Regions from separate parts of the Homo sapiens genome. Here region 2 is linked to region 1. The links are chromatin loops, found by intact Hi-C in ENCODE. Cell type or tissue: PC-9. All regions are shown on one strand. Links, peaks and the distances in the headings refer to the core of each region. The heading gives the core; the rest is flanking DNA.

Region 1 (6,641 bases), core at 1,550-4,049:
GGTCGCCCATGCCTGAAATTCTACACGTAAAGGCCATTCTCTTCTTCCCTCTTCAGACACCATCATCTCAAAGAGAATAATACTTTATGCTTTATCAGTAATTGGCATCATTGGGGAAATTCATTCATCAGACTCTCCTCTTCATGGGAGCAAAAAGGGCTGAAAATGAGAATGCCGAGTACTGGTATGGGACCATGCAGGAGAGAGAGATGTGCTGGGCTTCCCAGCTGTGCTCAGGGATCCACACCTGAGTCCCAGCCTCTGTGCGGTGAGGGAGAGCAGATGAGCAGGGAAGAATGTGTCCTCCCTCCTCCCAGAGACCACCAATTTCAAGTCAATGCTTTTCAGGGAACAGCGTCTGTTGATAGGTAGCTGGTTTCCAAATCTGGATTCCTCATAGATGGGTCTGGCTTGGGACCCCCTCATTTCCAAATCCTGCACTTTCCATCAGCTGGCATTTCCATGTGTCTAGGGCTTAACTATTCTCAACCTGCTTCTGTTAAAATGGTGCAAAAGTAATTGCACCAACATAATACATAACTTCTCTCATGGATCCTCACAACAACGTGAACACATGGTCATTTTTACCTGTTGGGAAAAGACAGCGAGTGAAGCCAGGCATGGTGGCTCAAGCCTGTCATACCAACTACTTGGGAGGCTGAGGTGGGAGTATTGCTTGAGGCCAGGAGTTCAAGACTAGCCTGGGCAACATAGCAAGATTCCCCCATCTCAAAAATGAAAGAAAGAGAGAGAAAGGAAGGAAGCAAGGAAGGCAGGAGGAAGAAAGGAAGGACAAAACCAGCAAGAAAGAGTCTGAGGGGGAAAGGATGAGGAAACTCCTTCCCTCAGTTCCCTAAGCACCATGCTGCACACACCTGCAGGCACCTCACTGCATCAGAACCCAGAGTGCAGGAAGGAGCCATTCATCTTCCTGGGAATGAGTCTTCCAGATGCAACACTGTAGCAACAGTAACTATTATCTCTGGCACAACGTTGCTTACAAAACAGAGGGCCCTCAGAAACTTCAAGGCCAGCTATTGAACTCTGTCCTGATGCAGGCACACACATTAGTTCAGTAATTACAATGCTGCAGTAAAGAACTCCTTAATTCTTCCCAGGCCGAGGGAAGGTGCAGATGGCTGGGAAGGTCTGCCCTTCTTCCCTGGCATTGAAGAGGATAGGGACTGCTTGTCTTCTTGGTGGGCGGGCTATTTATTTACTCAGCTCTCTGGATAGCCTCAGAGTGGTAGGCTTAAATAAACCAGAGCGTGGGGGTGGCACGTGCTGGGAAGGTGGGAAGTGAGCCTCCTGTCCCACTCAGGTCTCTCCTGAGTTTGGAGCCACCTTACAAATCACAAATTCCACGGCCAGAGAGTCATGGTTCCAGCAACTCCCCTTGTCACATACAGGCCCGGAGCCAATTCAGCAAAGACAGGAGACATTGCAAACCAAATGGTGAGCTCAAACAAGTCACCATGGCCAGGTGAGGTGGCTCACACCTGTCATCCCAGCACGTTGATAGGCTGAGGTGGGCAGATAGATCACTTGAGCCCAGGAGTTCAAGGCTAGCTGGGCCAACATGGTGAAACTGCGTCTCTGCTAACAATACAAAAATTAGCCGGGCTTGGTGGGGTGTGCCTGTAGTCCCAGCTACTCGGGAGGCTGAGGCAGGAGAATTGCTTAAACCCAGGAGGCGGAGGTTGCAGTGAGCCGAGATAACACCACTGCACTCCGAGTTAGACCCTGCCTCAAAAACAACAACAACAACAACAAAACCCCCAAAACAAACAAAAGCCCCAAAACCCAACAAACAGAAAAACCCCCCAAACAGACAAACAAAAAAACCCAAGTCACCAAGCAGCCATCAAAGCTCCCCTTGCTTTGTTACACCAACTTAGGCGCTTGCTCATCAATCACTGCTCATTCTTCAGTCTATTCCTGAGTGCTTGCTTTGGAATTTACTGTTATTTTTTGTCTCATACTAGATTGTTCCAAGTGGGGCCTATTCTTTCTAATTTTTAATATACATTCCCATATAGTTCACTGAAAATGTTGGACACTCATCAGATCATCTGGATATGATAATTTTGGGTGGGTGGGAGGATGGTGTGATTTGTCCTGGCTACACTGGAATTTTAGAGATCTCTTTTTATTTATTAATTTTTTTTTTGTAGAGACAAGGTTTTGCTCTGTCCCACAGGCTGGAGTGCAGTGGTACAATTGCAGCTCACTGCAACCTCCAACTCCTGGGCTCAAGCAATCCTCCTACCTCTGCCTCCCAAGTAGCTGGGATTACAGGTGTGCACCATTACGCCTGGCTGATTTTAGGAATTTAAAACCAGACTACATCTTTGCTAAAAGTTTCTTTTCACCTTTTGGGGTTCACTTAACTAGTTCAGACACTGTTTGGCAATTCTGGTTCAACAGGACTTGAGAGTGCTCTGGGACTAATTGAGCCAAGTACCATACTATGAATCTGGTTGGTGACTAATGTACTTGGAACTAATAGGAAAGAGTTAGTTTATTTTGGCTCAGTGATCTGGCCAGCCATTGCTTAGTGACCACAAATTATGACCCACAGAAGAAGTGAAGTAATTTATGTATAATCATAGAACAGCTAACACCTAGACAGAGGTTCTTCTGAGCCAGGCATCATGCTAAGAACTTTGCATATATTAACTCATTTAATCCTAAAAACAACCGGCTGAGGTGAGTTTTATCGTTATCCCCGTTGTGCAGATAAGGAAACTTAGGCAGAGAGAGGTAAGCAATTTCTCCAAGGTCACACAGGGTTAGCTGGACCTTATATAGACCCAAGACTCACTCCCTGTCTTGCCTTGCACATTGGCAAAGGCTAACCACGATTTTTAATGAACTCTGGGCAATTAATGGAGTTGATTAGCCGTGGCCGAATTTGTGCTGCCACCATGAGGAGGAAGAATCATAGTCCACCCAGACTGATGAGAACTCAGGAACCAGGAAAGGCAAGGTGAATGTGAAGCTGAGGTCTGTGTCTCCACTCAAGGACCAAACAGGAAATTCAGGGTGGGAGGGGGGCTCTGTCCAGTCTCCCAGCAGTGACCAGGGACAATGAGCTGGGCTTGGGCACCGCAGGGCTTAATTGTGGACTGTACCATGTTAACCGAGCTCAGAGTCCAAAGGCTAAAGTGAAACAGAAAGCCAGGCCGACTGTCTGGCTGGGTCATCTGCCCAAGAGGATTAGAGGAGGCAGAGCAACGCAGGTGTGAGTTAGCAGGGTGGAAAAACGAACCCAGCGTGCAGGCGCAGCTAGGAAGAGGTGGGGACAGATGCCCTCCGAGCGTGCCGCACTACTTCTCACGGGAAACCTTCAGGCCTGGGGAGTCTCTGGGGCGTGGTGAGGGAGGTGCTGTTCCTCCTCTCATATTCCTGGCTTGGCAGAGCCTGGTCCTGAAGTTGGGATATGGTCTAGTTACTAATATATTCTGTTAGGACATGACCAGGACACAGGAATCCCAGCTCACCGCATCCCCACCTGGGTTCAGAGAAGCAGATTGGATAGTGGGTAGACGGATGGCCTTTCGAAGCAGATAAACCTGGGCTCAGACTTTGGCCTCCGTTAACTCTTAGCTATGTGACCTTGGGCAAATCTATAACCTCCCTCTAAGCCTCAGTCTTGCCAGTTATAAAATGGGAATATTAATAAAACATGTAACTAACCAAGTTAATGTAGTAGTTAAATGCCATAAGAGGTGCAGGATAGTTTGCAGAAGGGTTGACTTGCACTAAATGATACCTCTATTTGCTGTTGTTATCAGTGTCAGGAATAACAAACGTTATTGGCTGGAAGGTGGCAAGGAGAGGGCAGGACTGAGCTAAATCATCCTTCTAATTGTTTGCGGGGCTCTCTTTTCTTCCTCTACTTCTAACTACTTGGATATGAGCCCTTCCAAAGGATCTCCCCTCCCCCAGAATCCCAAGCAAATGCCAGGTGCTTAAGGGACAGCAGGGTGGTGGCTCAGGAGGAAGCCCTAGGTCTTCTCCCACAACCAACTCTCACCTCAGTTCTTGCCTCAGCCAGAAGAGCTGCTGTGGGTCCCTTGATCCAAATAGCCGTAATAAAGCTAAGCTGCCTCGGATTTCTAAGGCCATTTTCTCAGAAGAGTCCCGTGGGCCCCTTTGAGTCAATCCTGGGAAGCCAACGGGGTGGAAGGAGAGTCAGGCTCCACGAGGTCGGGACTGTCAGCTCAGAGTCTATTCCTGGCCCTTCCTAGCCTCACCTGGGTCTAAGTACGCTCCCTGGCCCCACAAATGCCCCGTTAGCTATAGGCATCACCTGCTGAGCTCCCAGCCTCTTTGCGAGGTACTCCTTATTCTTCCAACTTTCAAACAATAGAAACACAAAATCTGTGTTTCTGTGTTTGGACACAACTCTCGTCACTTTGGATAGGTGCCTCCAGCTGTATGATGAGACGTGGGCTCTGCTCACTCACCGTGACCTCGAAACCCTTGAGACCCCTGTGGAGCAGAGCACGTCCTCACCCCCAGCAGCCCAGCCTCCTCCTGGGACCCCCTTCTGTCCCATCAAGGGACATCTCTGATACCTGGGAGACCTGGGCACCGGAGCCCCTTGCTCACCAGCCCCTGCCCAGTGAAGAATGAATGACTTCAGGATCCACTGCTTAACAAAGAAACACATGAAGGGGCCTGATTTTCCCGGCTGCTAAGAGGGGAAAGGAAGCTGGGCTCTGTGAATCACACAATGCCATCCAAACAATTCAAGGAAATGTCCAAGGGAAGGGACCAAAATAGCCCAGCACATCCCTGCATGCTGGGAGAGTCAAGAAAATGAAAGCCGGGGTCTGTCCAGCACAAGGAGATGGGACATTTAAAAAAAGAAAAGACAGTTTCCCCACAGCAGAGGAAGCTGCCATTTATAAATATTTACTGAGACAAAGTTGTGCATTCACTTCCAAGCCCAGGAAGGAAATATTCCAGGGCAGAGGTAGAGGTCTGGGTGCTGGAGGCCGGCTCTCCCCTGCCGGGGAGCCAGCCACCGTGCCCATCAATCTGATCCTCAGCTCTGGGTTACGTGACAGATTGTGGGTAGCTTGACATAGGCCACGATGAGACGAGCCGCACTGCAGAAATGGGCAAGTGTCACACAGGAGGGCTCCTCTCCCCACCACCACAGGACCGACAGTTCCACGTTTACCAGCACGTCACTGGGCGGAGAGACCAGTAAGGGACCCAGCACATCCCAGCAGGTGGCAGGACTTCACTCCTAGTGGGTTTTGGCTTGACTGTGGATGCCCAGGAAGACGAGCCTTTGGCCCAGGCTGTGTCCTCCAGTGGAAGGACTTCATTGGCAGAGAAGTTTGAATAGAGATGCTAACTCTCCAAGTCTTCTCTCTCTCCCTCTTTTCTAACAGAGTCAATTCTGAAAAGCTCTCTCTGGAGGAAAGAGTCTTCAAGACCCAGCTAACTAAACATGGAGCCCAGGAGAGGATAAACAGTATCTGTTATCATACTCATTATCCTTGGCTTCAAAGGACTCAACATGTTTACAAAGAGAACACGAGAGTTCTCTATGTTTATTTTAAAGTATGGACTTTAATAAACAGTCTTAAAAAAAAAACCAAATAACTCACGGGGAAAGCAATCTTCTTTCTGTGTTTTATGCATCAGTCAAAACATAACACTCCCTTTGGCTTTGGCTTAAATGAGTTTTGTTTCTTCACTAAAGTTCACCGTTTATAAAATACATACACTTTATTGACTTTGATCTCCCCACTGGCACAGCTTGAGGTTGGTTCAAAGTTCTATAGAGTTAAACACAACCACATGTGACTGAGGCAGCTCTTGTGGCCTGTTTGCCAATGTCTGCAAAGGCAAGACAGGGATCAGAAATTTTAGAGAGGCAAGCGATGCCAAGATCAAGGGTGTGCCCCCGACTCCGAGGAGACCTCAGCCAAAGGCTTCCTCCTCCTGGCCTGCTTCTGGGTAGCCAGAACTTTTACCAGGATGGAGAGGTGGGCAACGTGGCACAGGCCCACACTGTCTCCCAGAGGTGAGGAGTATGCCAGCCGAATTGGCTCTTTCTTATCTTCCCAGACTTGAGACACTTGGAAGAAAATGCATGTCTTTGCAGGTTTTTTTTAAAAAGTAAAATTCATACTCCTTAGTTACAAGAAGTCAAAAGTATAGGCATTTAAAATCTATGTGCTTGTGCACCCGTGCGTAGAGGTATATAGGTAAGCACGCAGATGAATGATAGAGATGAATAGATAGATGGACAGACAGACAGATAGATGATAGGTAATAGATAGACGATAGTTAAATTGATAGGTGATAAATAATACATAGATGATAGGTAAATGAGAGTAGATAATAGTAGATGATAAATAGTAGGTAAGTAGATAGGTAGATGGATGGATGTAAAATATAAAGGAGTTTAATTGAGCAATGAATGATTTGTGAATCAGGCAGCCCCCAGAGTCACAGCAGAGTCACAGAGACTCCAGGGATGTCTCGTGGCCAGAACACATTTATAGACAAATAAAAGAGGGAAATGATATACCGAAATCAGCAGTGAGGTAAAGAAAGAGCTGGATTGGTTACAGGTTGGCATTTGCCTTATTTGAACACAGTTTGAACACTTA
Region 2 (6,641 bases), core at 2,734-5,233, 88 kb before region 1:
GATGTGGAGTCATTTCCCTTCTTTTCCTCCTCCTACACTCTCTCTGAAACAAGCACACCAAGTCCCCCATTTGGGAGTGCAAAGGAGGACATCTAGTTCTCACCAGAAATTAGTTTTATTAATTGTCTGAGTAGGTTGTTGGACCCAGTGATTCAGATTTCAGCCCGGGGTGGATCTTGGCCGGTGCACCTCCAGCTAGGGTGTAGTTCTGAGTCCCTTTGGTCACCTCATCCTTTTCCTTAGCATCCCTCTGGCCCTTGGACGAACTTTATGTTTATTCTCTGTGCCCTAGAACTCTGGGTCCTTCCCTGGTTCATGCCTCTATTTTTCTTTCCTGCATAGAACTTGCAGTTCCCAATTTTGCCCATGATGGACAAGTTCATGGCTCTCGTCTCTTAACGTTATTTTCTGAACCCTGACCCATTTCTTCACTTCTCTTTCAGTTTTGTTGATAGATATTTACTGATCATTAAAATTGATTCTACCCCTGGGGGAATGAGTCATGGCTTTTTAACCTATTGTTCTAAATTAATTCCTGGGCCAGCCTTGCAATGGCCCTGTGGCCTCAACAATGGGCACCAGTGTCCCAGGTGCCTTGGAGGTATTTTCTCAGCTCCACCCAACAACCTACAGCCCACTTTTCATCTTATCCCATTGCTGAGCTTGCCTCCCCGTTCGACCTGCTCTGACTTTGAATTTGGGGCTGGAATTGTGCATTTTGTTCTTTTCTCATTTGCACTTCATGTATCTGAGTATTGGAACATTTATCCTGCTATGTTTTAATTATTTGCTCACCTGTGGAACTCCCAGTCCTGATCACAAGCTCCTCATGGTCAAGGGCTGTGTCTCGCTCATCTTAGAATCGTGAGTGCCTGGCTCATGAGAGATGCTCAGGAGATATTGATGAGGTTAGCAGCTGAGTTCCCCAGAGGGGAAGCCTTAGAGCCTTCTATAAGCCCAGCCTTGCCATAGACAGTACTTCACTCCTGGAGCAGTGGTAATATAAAAAATGACCACATTAGTAAGTGACAGGCTGTTCCTATTCATCCCAGAGACTTTTTGCAGGGGTTCTTTGTGTGTTTCTATTTGCTCATTTGTTTTTCAGTAAGGCGGAACTTCTCTTTGAAGCTTGTGGCATGTTAAGTCCACTGACCACAAGCTAGGGAAAAAATGCAGTATTTTGCTTTTTTTGTTTTATTGTCAGTAAAAGTCAAGGTTCAGTCCACAGGATCCACACAGCCATCAGAGGGGCCAGTGTGTGGAGAAGCTGCCAGGAAAGATGCCATCAGCCTGGGCCATTGAGGTCTTCTCTGTAACCCTGCCTCTCTGTCTTCCTGACTCACCTGCCCCACCGCCCCAGGTGCTGGGGACAGAGGCATGTGTATTGCAGACCAACACTGATGATGGGCGGCCCCACCAAATCAGCCTGGAGCTCAACTCCTGCTGCACCACCAACCCCACTGCCCTGAGCCTCAGTTTCCTCGTCTGTAAGATGTGGAAAATGCTACCTACCTTGCAGAGTTGCTACAGGGATCAGTGGTAATGCAAAAATGCTATTACTATTGTTATTATTATGGAAATCTCTAGGCAGGAATCACATTCTCAAGCTGGCACATAATGAAAATCAAGGAATCACTAATGCATTATTCATCACACCTTGACATGACTTTTATATAACATTCAGCTGAAGTATCTTCGATCTGTATCTTCTTATTTGCTATTCTGAGTTCAGAACATAGGATAACTAGCTCATCAGTTCAATGAGCTGGGATTTTTTTTTTTTTTTTAATGAGCATCTGTTTGTGCCAACATCTCAGGTCCCTGAATGTACCCCTTCTCCTGAGGTTGAAGTATAAATTGATGAAGGCTCAGGTGGCGTCATGGAATGTCTCAAATAGATTAAGGCTGCACGACACGTGTGTGACTTGTATTCTATTTGGAGACAGTGTGGGAAGGTGAATCCAGCAAGAGCTCAAATTTTCCAGTGAGCAAATGTAGAATTTTAATTAGCTTCGAGTCCATTTCTCTGCTGGAAATAGATCTCTGAGCATTTCTTCAATAGCATTACAGTAATTATAACAATTCTGAAAGGAATAAGTTACAGGATGTATTTTTGTAAGCTTAGCAGAATAAGAAAGGCCACATCCAGTTCTGTATTTGGAGCATGCCTGGAGTTGCTGTCAAATGATGCTCAACAGCATCAATGACAATAATGTAGACCATCCTATCCACAGTACTCTAAGACTGTACTGCCCATGGCACTTCCTACAGCAATAGAAATGCTCAAACCAAATCTGCACTGTCTAATATGGTGGGCACTGGCCACGTGCAGCTAGCATAACTAAGGGCTGAATTTTAACTTTATTTAATTTTAAATAATTAAAATTAAATAGCCACATGTGGCTAGTGGCCACCGTATTGAGCAGCACAGATACCAGCTGGTGCTTACTCTAAGCCCCCTGCAGCCTGGGGTATTAGTGGGACAAAGGAGGAAATGTCAAAGGCCCCCAAGGCACCATAAAGCCCACACTCTAAAGCTCAAAGGAAGCCAATTCATTGAGTTTTCTATTTTTCATCCTACAGCATATCAGATGCATCCAATTAGAAAAGAGACGCAGGGCCTGGTGCAGTGGCTCATGCCTATAATCCCAGCACTTTGAGAGGTTGAGGTAGGCAGATACCTGAGTCAGGAGTTCAAGACTAGCCTGACCAACATGGTGAAACCCTGCATCTACTAAAAATACAAAATTAGCCAGGCGTAGTGGTGCACTGTAGTGGGCCTGTAGTCCCAGCTACTCGAGAGACTAAGACAGGAGAATTGCTTGAACCCAGGAGGCGGAAGTCGCAGGTTTGCAGTGAGCCGAGATTGCCCCACTGCACTCCAGCCTGGGCGACAGATGGAAACTCCGTCTCAAAAAATAAATAAATAAATAAAGGAAAGAAAAGAGACACGGGTACAATGGCAGCACCCTCCAGAAATGAAAAAGTTTGAAAAGGAAACAAGACTCAAAGGAGAAAAACAGCCTGGGATTCCTGAGCCCAAGGATAAGCAGCCTTTATACCTCAAAGTCATCAAGGAAACGTCAAGAGTTCAACCACAGAGGCTCCAGGAAGGGATAGAGGGAAAATGAGCAACCCTAATCCAGACTTCTGGCCATCAAAGGTGGTAAAATATGGACGGTATTGCTGCCAAATGGGTGAGTTTTGGTTATCTGGAGAGTCCAGCTGCTGGTCACGTCTCAGTCCCTCCCTAATAGCACCTTGTGATGTCCTTTTGTTCTTGGGAGAAATAACTCCTGCGACCCTCGGGTCTGCCTAAAGTAGCTTTGCCCACAGCTCCTGCCTCAGTTTATATGACTTCTCCTGACTCTTTGTTCTCTAGCTAGGCTGATCGTCCTTCTGCTTCCTGAAGGTGCCGTGATCCTTCCTCCACAGGACTTCTATCTAGAAGGTTTCTTCCATGCTACCCCTGTTTCTCCCCCAGCTGGCTCCTAGGCACCCTCAGATCTCAGCTCAAGTGTGTTCCTTGGAAGGCCCCCTGAATCCCCAACCCATCCCCACCACATCTAGGCCTGGTTTCTTTGTTAGTCACTCTTCGCCCTGCATTTCTTCCCAGCAAATACCTACTTGAATATACTCGTGCATCAGTGAGATGAACTGATTTATTCATCTGTAAACTCCAAGAAAGCTGGGATGGTGTTTGGCCTGATTCATTTGCTTTTGTGTCCTCAGTTCCTGGATTGTGCTCAATAAATGCAAAATGAAAGAATGAATGAACTCCAGTTTATTTCTAAGATTTTCGACATGACAAGTGTCCTCCAATCCCTAACACTTTCACATCTTCCTAAAAAATCTCTTTAAGCTTTAGGATGACTCATATTCTCTTTGAGTGCCATTCCAAAGTTCTTACTGTCCAATAACTTATTATCATGAAATCTTCAACCTTAAAATTCCACCCACTTCTCCTTTGTTTGCTCCACTTACTACATCGTCCCCCAAAAACTTCCTGATTTTTTTTAAACCTTTGGAGCTCATGTTGCAAGCTGAATCACATCTGTGGTTCTTTTCTTGGCAATGTACTCGCCTTGGTTTTTTCAGTTTCCTTCACTTGGTTTATCTGATAGCCTCTGAGCTCCTTATTTACTTGCTACCAATTACTTAGGTGTCTATTACTTAGATAGCTGCATTATCTTTTGAAATTCGTAGTTTATCCTTCACCCAGGATTTTTCTATTATTTTTTCCATAGACTTTCTCTAAACTGTGAATCTATTTCTTATTCTCTTTTAAAGAAAATTATTTAAAAGTGGGGAAAATGAAACGTAAACATAATCCCAACTCATCTTACACCTCATCTTTGAAACATAAGACATCATTGCAAAAGAAAGATCTCAGTTAATTATTTCCAAAGCCTTCAGGGGATTTATTCCTAACTTCTCATTTTCTGTCTCATTCCTAAAGAATCAGGGGTAAAACTCCCATTAGTCCTAATTACCCTCCCTAAATCCAATCAAGTCATTATGCCTCAGACTTTGTTTTCTTTAGAATGAGTTTCTTATCTAGTTAAATAATTTTCTCTTTCTAATAGACTTTATTTAGTACCAATTTCTTGATATAAATAACTCTCCTCTTTAGTAAGTGTTTGTGAAGCACTTATTATGTTCCAGGCACTGTGCTAGGGAAACAGCATGAATAATAAGATGAAAAAAAAATCCCTGTCCTCATGGAGATTATATTTAACAGGAAGGGGTATAATAAACATATGAATATATATAATATAATTTTAAATAATGACAGGATCTACAAATAATCTTTATGCCAAATGCCATATACAATGAAAAAATCTGAATTTATACTAAAACAGATGTTAGATATGAGTTCTAAATTTCTTTTCAAAGAATCAATATGTCAGTATATGTTCAATTCTTTGTCTTCTACTTGTAAACTTAACTTCCTCGTAAAGTAACCTTTTTCGATTACCTCCTCCACCCTGACTCATTTCAATCACTTGCTCCACCCTGACTCATTGCGATTACCGGCTCCACTCTAACTCATTCCGATTACCTGCTACCTGCTCTGCCCTGACTCATTCTCCATCCTGCATAACCATTTCTCCCACCAAACCACTCACCCAGTCACTCTCTTTAAATTAGCCAATCGGAATTAGTTTAGCCTGTGCGGTCTAACCCTGGCCAACAGGGGAAGGACACAGCAGCAGGGGCCATGTGTGTCAGGGATAAGAACCCCTTCCCCTCCCTTGTCCAAGTGTGCTGCTCACCATTGCTCCATCTGTAAAGGCGCACCCTTCTATAGAAGTAGCTTGCCTTGCTGAGAATTAAAAATAAAATTTTACATTCAAGTGCTATTTCTTTTACGGCACTGAAACTTTATTTATAACATAGAGAAGGGTTGATATTCTTGGTGGAAATTATGACTCTGTTTTGTTAACAAAGAGTCGAACTCTAAAATATTTGAAGAGATTTATTTATTCTGAATTATTCTTTTTGTTGTTCTTGTTTTGTTTGAGGGTTTTTGTTGTAGTTGTTGTTGTTTGAGACAGATCTCACTCTGTCGCCCAGGCTGGAGTGCAGTGACGCGATCTCGGTTCACTGCAACCTCCGCCTCCTGGGTTCAAGCAATTCTCCTGCCTCAGCCTCCCAAGTAGCTGGTATTACAGGCACCCACCACCACACCCAGCTAATTTTTTGGTATTTGTAGTACCGATGGGGTTTCACCAAGTTGGCCACGCTGGTCTCGAACTCCGAACCTCAGGTGATCTGCCCACCTCGGCCTCCCAAAGTGCTGGGATTACAGGTGTGAGCCACCCGACCCTGGCCTATTCTACTTTATTCTTAAACAAAGCCTGAGGCATAATGACTTGATTGGATTTAGAGAGGGTAATTAGGACTAATATGAGTGACCAATGGCCCCTGACACAGCCCTCAGGAGATCCTGAGAACATGTGCCCAAGGTAGTCAGGGTGCAGCTTGGTTTTATACATATTAGGGAGACATGAGACATCAGTCAATACTTGTAAGATGTTCATTGGTTCAGCCAGAGAAGTGGGATAACTGGAAGTGGGACTTCCAAGTCAGGCAGATTCAAAGATTTTCTAACTGGCAATTGGTTGAAAGAGTTATTATCAATAAAAAGGAATGTCTGGGTTAAGATAACGAGTTATGGAGATCAAGGTTTTATCATGCAGAGGAAGCCTTCAGGTAGCAAGCTTCAGAGAGAATAGATTATAAATGTTTCTTATCAGATTTAAAGAGTCTGTTCTGGTTGGGTGCGATGGCTCATGCCTGTAATCCAGCACTTTGGGAGGCCAAGGCAGGTGGATCACAAGGTCAGGAGTTTGAGACCAGCCTGGCCAATATGGCAAAACCCTGTCTCTACTAAAAATACAAAAAATATAGCTGGGCGTGGTGGCCCATTCCTGTAATCCCAGCTACTCGGGAGGCTGAAGCAGGAGAATTTCTTGAAACTGGGAGGTGGAGGTTGCAGTGAGCTGGGATCACACCACTGCACTCCAGCCTGGGTGACAGAGCGAGACTCAGTCTCAAAAAAAGAGTCTGTTTTATTAGTAATTCCAAAAGGGAGGAGGGTGTCATGAGGCATGTCTGACCCTCCTTTCCTATCATGG

The links. A loop is a pair of places that touch in the nucleus more often than their neighbours do. Peaks named below come from ENCODE experiments on the same cell type or tissue, not always from the same donor. Only the 100,000 strongest peaks of a DNase experiment are listed, where the experiment ranks them.
Region 2: a loop joins it to region 1, with 8 times the contacts of the local background. A loop is called at or near these places in 1 of 110 quality-filtered maps.

What each region holds. Positions count from the first base shown.
Region 1 is chr10:30,183,579-30,190,219 of GRCh38, forward strand. No RefSeq gene overlaps it. Among named protein-coding and RNA genes, the nearest start is that of JCAD, 130 kb to the left of the region's middle. In PC-9, for the core only: a CTCF peak has its summit at 2,812; a DNase peak (open chromatin) is centred at 2,463; H3K4me3 peaks cover 384 bases; H3K27ac peaks cover 1,892 bases.
Region 2 is chr10:30,094,850-30,101,490 of GRCh38, forward strand. The region is part of intron 1 of LOC101929256 (a long non-coding RNA gene); the gene reads left to right. It also overlaps a transcript of JCAD not described here. Among named protein-coding and RNA genes, the nearest start is that of JCAD, 39 kb to the left of the region's middle. In PC-9, for the core only: no CTCF peak of the experiment used is centred there; DNase peaks (open chromatin) are centred at 3,972 and 5,042; H3K4me3 peaks cover 465 bases; H3K27ac peaks cover 1,277 bases.